2 separate regions of the Homo sapiens genome follow, and region 2 is linked to region 1. A link is a contact called in ENCODE Hi-C or POLR2A ChIA-PET data. All regions are on one chromosome and are shown on one strand. Each heading gives the region's core, a stretch centred on a gene start or an enhancer-like site at or near the end of the contact. The rest is flanking DNA. Distances are from core to core; before and after follow the strand shown. Region 1 overlaps LOC124903391. Region 2 has its middle 62 kb from the start of LINC00605.

The links. Hi-C counts contacts between places; a loop is a spot of excess contacts on that map. ChIA-PET counts read pairs that join two places held with the same protein, here RNA polymerase II (POLR2A). Pooled maps may share reads with other maps.
Region 2: a loop to region 1 is called in a map of astrocyte of the cerebellum, with 5 times the contacts of the local background. The contact joins two enhancer-like sites. A Hi-C loop is called at or near these places in 3 of 168 maps with a recorded cell type or tissue (PC-9, astrocyte of the cerebellum and heart right ventricle) and 4 of 50 pooled maps. POLR2A ChIA-PET finds 5 or more read pairs at or near these places in 3 of 52 experiments (HepG2, OCI-LY7 and activated CD4-positive, alpha-beta T cell).

What each region holds. Positions count from the first base shown.
Region 1 is chr14:103,204,055-103,207,367 of GRCh38, forward strand. LOC124903391 reads right to left here. Exons shown (of 2, transcript XM_047432044.1): 1 at 2,894-3,313. The coding sequence ends at 3,037. Among named protein-coding and RNA genes, the nearest start is that of LINC00605, 17 kb to the left of the region's middle. Within about 2 kb of position 1,702, at least 2 of the 41 ENCODE cell types and tissues checked have a DNase peak (open chromatin) inside an H3K27ac peak, as active enhancers do.
Region 2 is chr14:103,249,269-103,252,581 of GRCh38, forward strand. No RefSeq gene overlaps it. Among named protein-coding and RNA genes, the nearest start is that of LINC00605, 62 kb to the left of the region's middle. Within about 2 kb of position 1,768, at least 3 of the 41 ENCODE cell types and tissues checked have a DNase peak (open chromatin) inside an H3K27ac peak, as active enhancers do.

The sequences.
Region 1 (3,313 bases), core at 452-2,951:
CATGAAGCTCAACTTGGCATGTGCATGTTTCTCCTTTCGTGAATATTCACAGCTCCTCCTGTAGCTTATTCAATATGTATATTCAGTCACCCAGCTCAGCATATATTTCTGTTCCCTTTGCCCCTCCCTCGAAGTGTTTGTTTCTGGCTTCCACCTGGAGGCTGTGCTTCCCAGCCTATTGGATTGCCACCCTGCAGGATGCAACACTTTATGAGAAATAAGGCTGTCCTTTCTTCATCATCCTTCAGCTGACAGTATAATCGAGATTCCATATTGAGGATGTTCTATGCATTATTTATAGAAAAGTACATTCTGCAACAGCCACAAGCACCACTCTTTGGGGAGGCAGGAAGTTCAAGCTCAGCTAGTATTGGGGCCCTGCCCCTTGAGAGTTGTGTTGGACTGAGGAAAGTTCAGTGATACCCCATGCACAGGGAGAGGGAAAGTGTGACAGCCCCACTCTCAGCTCAGGCAGGGAGGTCCCCTGAAGTCCTGAGGCATCTGATTCAGCACCAGGCAGAGGGTGGCAGAGTTCACTCTGGAAGACAACCCCAGAACTTGTGGCCCAGCCCCCACTGTCCCACAACCTGCCCCTTCACCCTTGAAATCAAGAACTAGCAAGAAGGCTGGGTGAAGTGCCCCAGCATGGTGGCTCACGCCTGTAATCACAGCACTTTGGAAGGCTGAGGTGGGAGTATCACTTGAGGCTAGAAGTAGGAGACCAGCATGAGCAACATAGCAAGACCCCATCTCTACAAAATTTAAAGAATGTAGCTGTAGTCCCAGCTACAGGCTGCGGTTGTTGTGGGAATCAGGAGACTGGAGAGACAGGTAGGTGGGACATGAGAATTTTATTGAGTGCACTCAGACCCAGTGGATTAACATCCAAAAACTGGGCCCAGAACAAAGACAGCACTTGACTCATATACACACCTTTGAACGGGAGTGGGCTAGTTTGAAACAAGCTTACAGTGGCATGAAAGCAAGGATACAGAGACAGAACATAGGCAGTTAATCAAATTGTGACAGGTGCATAACCCAGGGTTACATGTAATTCTTGCTATGCAGTCCAGATGGCTGTTATCTAGGCTTGCTTAAAAGAGCCTTGCACAGGCTTATCTCATAACCTTCGCTATGGGGCCCAGAAGGCCGCAGCCCAGGCCTGCTCAGGCATGTTGTATAACCTTCACTGTGCTGCTTAGATAAAACAGAATACTTGAAGTTTCTAGTTACAGAAAACAAGAATCTATAAATTCATAAAACTTGCAGAGCAAGGTACAATCACATGGAGGGGGTTGGGGTTCGAGGGGGAACTTTTTCTTATCCTTATGTTGAGGGAGTGCTGGGAGAGTCTCCAGAGCACACTCCTTTGAGCCTCTGCTTCTTTGATGATGTTATCAAGACTTCGTCTGGGTCTGGGCTTTGTCTGTTACTGCCTTTGGGATGAGTCAGCCTAATATAGAAAGCTTATTTTTCTCTTTTTAAAATTTTATTATTCTTTCTTTCCTTAATTTCCTGCCTCACAGTGAGCTATGATCACACCACTGCACTCCAGCCTGGGTGACACAGCAAGGCCCTGTCCAAAAAAAAAAAAAAAAAAAAATCTGTGAAGTGAGAAAGATGAAGGCCCATGGGAGGAAGGGGGTGGGGAGGCCAGAACCTGAGGACCTTCTTTTTAAGTAGGGTGGCCCCAAGCTGGCTTTGCCCGGCTTCCCAGGTTCATGCCCACTGTCACGTGAATGGGCACTCTCTCACTTCCGAAGGTGACCAGGTTTGGATGGTGAGTTTTGTCATCACTCTGCTCTTAGGCCATGGTGTGAAGTCATGACTTTATCAAGTAGAGAGGGCTTAAGTGGAGGAGGGATGGGTGATTTACATTTTATAAAGTGCCCCGGGGGCTGGAGGGAGCTAGAGTGAAGGCCTGGGTATGAGCGACTCCAGGGGGACAGGGAGGGGAGTACCCGTCACTTAGGACCTCAGTCTGAAGTTCCCTGGCAGGTGTCCCCTTCACCTGCCCTTGAGCCTGGGGGCCTCCCTGCCTGGAGAGGCCCCAGCAACCCAGCCAAGCCTGACCTTGAGCAAGGCCTGGAGGCTGGATCTGAAATGGAGAAATTCCAGCATTTCTCAGGTTGGCCAAGAAGAGATCAGGTTACCTTCTGGTCCAAAGACAGAAAGGGCTCCCTTTGGAAGGGGGAGCAGAGCCACAGCCTGATCTAGGGACCCAGCTGGTGGTCAGGCCCAGTATGGGTGACAGGCCAAGCAGGCCTGGCAGTTCCCTGGGCCACCCTTGAGCCAGGCCTGGGACCAGGAGCTGGCGGGGCTGACCCGGCACCAGGACCCCCAGGAGCAAAGGCAGGGCCCAGACAAGAGGAGTGCAGGAGGTAAGGGACTTGGAGCGTGCCAGGCCTAGACTCCCGGGATCCCTGTCTCGGTGGCAGTGTGGCAGGCCAGGTCTCACTAACGCAGGCCTCCATTACAACTGTCCCAGCACTGACTGAGTAGCTAGATTAAACATTAAAAGCTGATAGAGCCAGTGCCCTTATACAAAGGCTGGAAAGTAACAAAGAGCCCACCGAGAGTTTTGCCTAGGCCTTCCCTGGGCCTTAAAGCAGGACAAAATAACAAATTAATTCTTATCAGGACCCTTTTAGGGTTAAACGAGTTTTTTTGTGGGTCTGAAGAAGCTCCCCACGCCTCCAGAAACAAGTTTATTGAGGGTCTGAAGGCACTCCCCAAACCTCCTGATTTAGCAGGAGACAAGATAAAGGTAATCCCCCCAGCATCTGGACCCATTTAGATTCAGTAACCTTATTGAGGCTCCAGAGGAAGGTCTTCAGGACTCACAGATGACCGTAAGTTCATCACTAATGTCTTCAGATGCATGCACACTTACACGTAGACATACCGCTTAGAAGGTATGTAAGTTCTGGAAAACTGTAATTTTGAGTTGGTCCGGTGATCATTTCCAGGCCTTTCTCCCTGTAACCAGTTGCAGAAAATAAAAACGCTCTTCCTCCTCAGTTCATCTGCATCTCGTCATTGGGCCCCGAGAAATAGCCGCCCCACTCTCAGTTTGGTCCGAGAACAGCGCGACAGTGGAGTTGGAGCCGCCCCGGGCGGGATTAAGCCGGGTGGAAGCAAGTCCAGGAGACGCCCGCCCCTCCCCCGCGCCACAGGACTCGCCAGCCCCGCCACGCCCTGACCCCTCGTCTCTCCTCCCCTCCCCTCCTCCTCTTTTCTCCTCTCTTGCCCTCCCCCATCCCCTCCCTCCTCTCCCCTCCCTGCCCCTGCCCGGACAGTCCTGGTACGCCGT
Region 2 (3,313 bases), core at 518-3,017, 45 kb after region 1:
CTGCAACCTCCACTTCCTGGGTTCAAGCGATTCTCCTGCCTCAGCCTCCCGAGTATCTGGGATTACAAGCACGCACCACCACACCTGGCTAATTTTTGTATTTTTAGTAGAGATGGGGTTTCGCCATGTTGACCAGGCTGGTCTTGAGCTTCTGACCTCAGGTGATCCATCTGCCTTGGCCTCCCAAAGTGCTGGGATTACAGGCGTGAGCCTCCATGCCCGGCCTCAGGCATTTCTTTGCAGCAATGCAAAAATAGTCTCATGCAGTCCCTATTTGAAATTCTGAAACTTGGGCCTTACAGTCATGGGTGGGTTAGGCACTCCCACCATTTCAGTGGTTTCGTTCCTCTGAGGAAGGGGACAGTTATATATGATGGGGTTGAGAACAGAGAAGACAGCTCTGGTGTCAGTGAGAGCAGGAGTCTCTTCACTCAGCAGTGGATCCACTCCTCCTAATGGGAGAGGAAGGAGAAATAGAAACGCCCCCTTCGGCTCCCCAGAGCAGCTGTTTCTCTTGGGTGGTTTTTCTCTCCTGTTGCCATTTAAGTTGTTTGCAATCTTTTTAAAGGTGACTTTGTTTCTTGCAAGAGAAGCAGACCCCTCTTTGGTCATGTGGGCTTATCTGCATCTTCTTAAGAGGTTGGGTCTGGCAAGTCAGCTGCTGGAGCTGCCTTCGTTGAAAGAAGCGGGTTGACCAGAAGATCTGCAAGAGTGCTGTGGGATTTGCTGAGCCTCTTCCTCTGGCGGAGGAGGGATAGGAGAGATGGTAACCAGAGCATGGAAGGCCTGACAAAAGTGGATGTAGAGGTGTGGGAGGAGGCAACAGGAGAGCAGTGGAAGGAGAAAGAGAAGACATTTTCAAGGTTTTCTTTAGTTGTGAAATTGTTTCTGACAATTTTTTGCTTATCTCCTGGACGGAAGCCATTTTTTCCATACCTCTCTTAGAAGCTTCTACCTACCGTTAAAATAGGACTGCTGTTCAATTTGTCTGGTTCTAAAACCTGCTAATTGTATGCACAAACATATTAACTTAGAAATTTCCAAAGACCCCGATTTTGGCCATTGAAATTTGGGGTCATCCTGAGTCATGTGGGTGCATCTGGCTGGGTGTCCACAGCATGGCGCTCTACAGGGGTGACCCACAAACCCGGCTGGTGCTTCCAAGGGGGATTGCCCCTTAAAGGAAAGCTCAGTTTTTGACAACCATTTTCCCATACTTTTAGAAATTCCTTCTCAAAAGTGATCAAGGCTGGAACAGAGCTTCTGGTTGAAGTGTGCTACTTGCAAGCGTCACTCCCTAAGGTCCCAGTGACACCGTGATTGACTGTCTTATGTGTCTCAGAATCCCTGGTCCCCTTGCAGTGGTAGAGTGCTAAAGGCGCCAGGTGACCAGCCCTTATGTGCACCTTCCAGCTGGGGTCTGTCCTGCAGGGAGGCCCTCTCAGACTGCTACACATCATGGACAAACATCCCAACACCCCCATAAAATCTCTAGTCCCCTGCAGCACCCAGCTGGGTTTGGAGGGAGCAAGTGTCTCTTAACTTCCAGGTGAGAGAACTCACCCTCATGCACCCTTTGGTTTGAAACTAGCAGGAATTGGTCACAATTGAAAAGACGAGTCCAAATTACCAGCAATAGGAAACAGCTACAATTTTAAAATCATGCTATGTAACTTTAGGTCAAAAAAAGTGAAATCACCAGTGCTAGTGAAACCACCTTTGCAAAAAAGATAACAATGAGGAAATTATGATGGTGAAAGAGATCTGACCTAACCAGCTCCATCTTACCTTTCACCTCCAAGCTGCCCTTGTTCATTCCTGAGTGTAGGCCAAAGGAGGAAGGGAGGGATTTATAGCTTAATGTTGAAGCAAAGATAACAGCCTCTCCCCAAAACAAACCCTCTCCTTGCCTGGGGATCAGACAGCCTTTGTAGAACTAACAAATGAGCCACAGATGAGAAATTTTGGCTCAGGAGTCACGCGGCCAGAGGCCACAAGATTCCTCACCTCCCCAGTTGCCCCCATAGGTAACGTTACTATTATGAAACCTAAGGTTGGTGTTTGAGGTGTTTTTCAGACCCTGCATTCTGATGGGTCAGCTGAGGCTACACTGACTGGTGAACTGGCTCATCTCGTCTTATGATCCCCACTCAAGAACCAACTCAGCCCAAGAGGACAGCTTCGACTCCCGGCGGTTTCATCCCCGACCCAAGCAGTCAGCACTCCCACTTCCCATCCTCCTGCCCACCAAACTATCTTTAAAAAAATCCTAAACTTTGAATTTTCAGGGAGGCTGATTTGAGTAGCAATAAAACTTTAGTTTCCTGTTTAGCCGATGACAACATGTATTAAACTGTTTTTATTTATTTATTTATTTATTTATTTATGAGATAGAGTTTCACTCTTGTTGCCCAGGCTGGAGTGCAATGGCGTGATCTCGGCTCATGACAACCTCTGTCTCCTGGGTTCAAGTGATTTTCCTGCCTCAGCCTCCCGAGTAGCTGGGATTACAAGCATGCGCCACCATGCCTGGCTAATTTTGTATTTTTAGTAGAGATGGGGTTTCTCCATGTTGGTCAGGCTGGTCTCAAACTCCCGACCTCAGGTGATCTGCCCCCCTCAGCCTCCCAAAGTGCTGGGATTACAGGCATGAGCCACTGTGCCCGGCCTTAAACTCTTTCTTTCTCTGTTGCAATTCCCTGTCTTGATAAATTGGCTTCCTCTGAACAGTGGGCAAGAGGAACCCATTGGGCAGTTACACTAGACTCCAACACTGTAACCCAAAACGCTGCCATGAGGCTGAGGAGAAGACAGACATTCTCTGCAGAGCTTTTGCCTAAATCTCCTGTCCAGAGACAGAGACAGAAGCCCTCACTCTTGCAGGAAAGAAAGGATTTGGAAAACAGCCCAAATAAAGTTTCAACTTCTTCACAACAGCCAAAATTTGGAAGCAACCTACATGTCCATCAACAGAGGTACTTACACAATGGAGTACTATTCAGCCATAAAAAAGAATGAGATCCTGTCATTTTCAAAAACATGGATGGACTAGAAGTCATTATGATAAATGAAATAACCCAGTCTCAGAAAGACAAACATCGCGTGTTCTCATTTATTTGTGGGATCTAAAAGTCAAAACAATTGAACTCGTGGAGACAGAGAGTAGAAGGATGATTACCAGAGGCTAAGAAGGGTAGTGGGAGGGTGAAGGGGAGGTGGGTTCATGGATACAAAACAAATAGTTAGAAAGAATGAATAAGACCTAGTATTTGATAGCACAAAAGGGGGACTATAGTCAATAATAATTTAATTT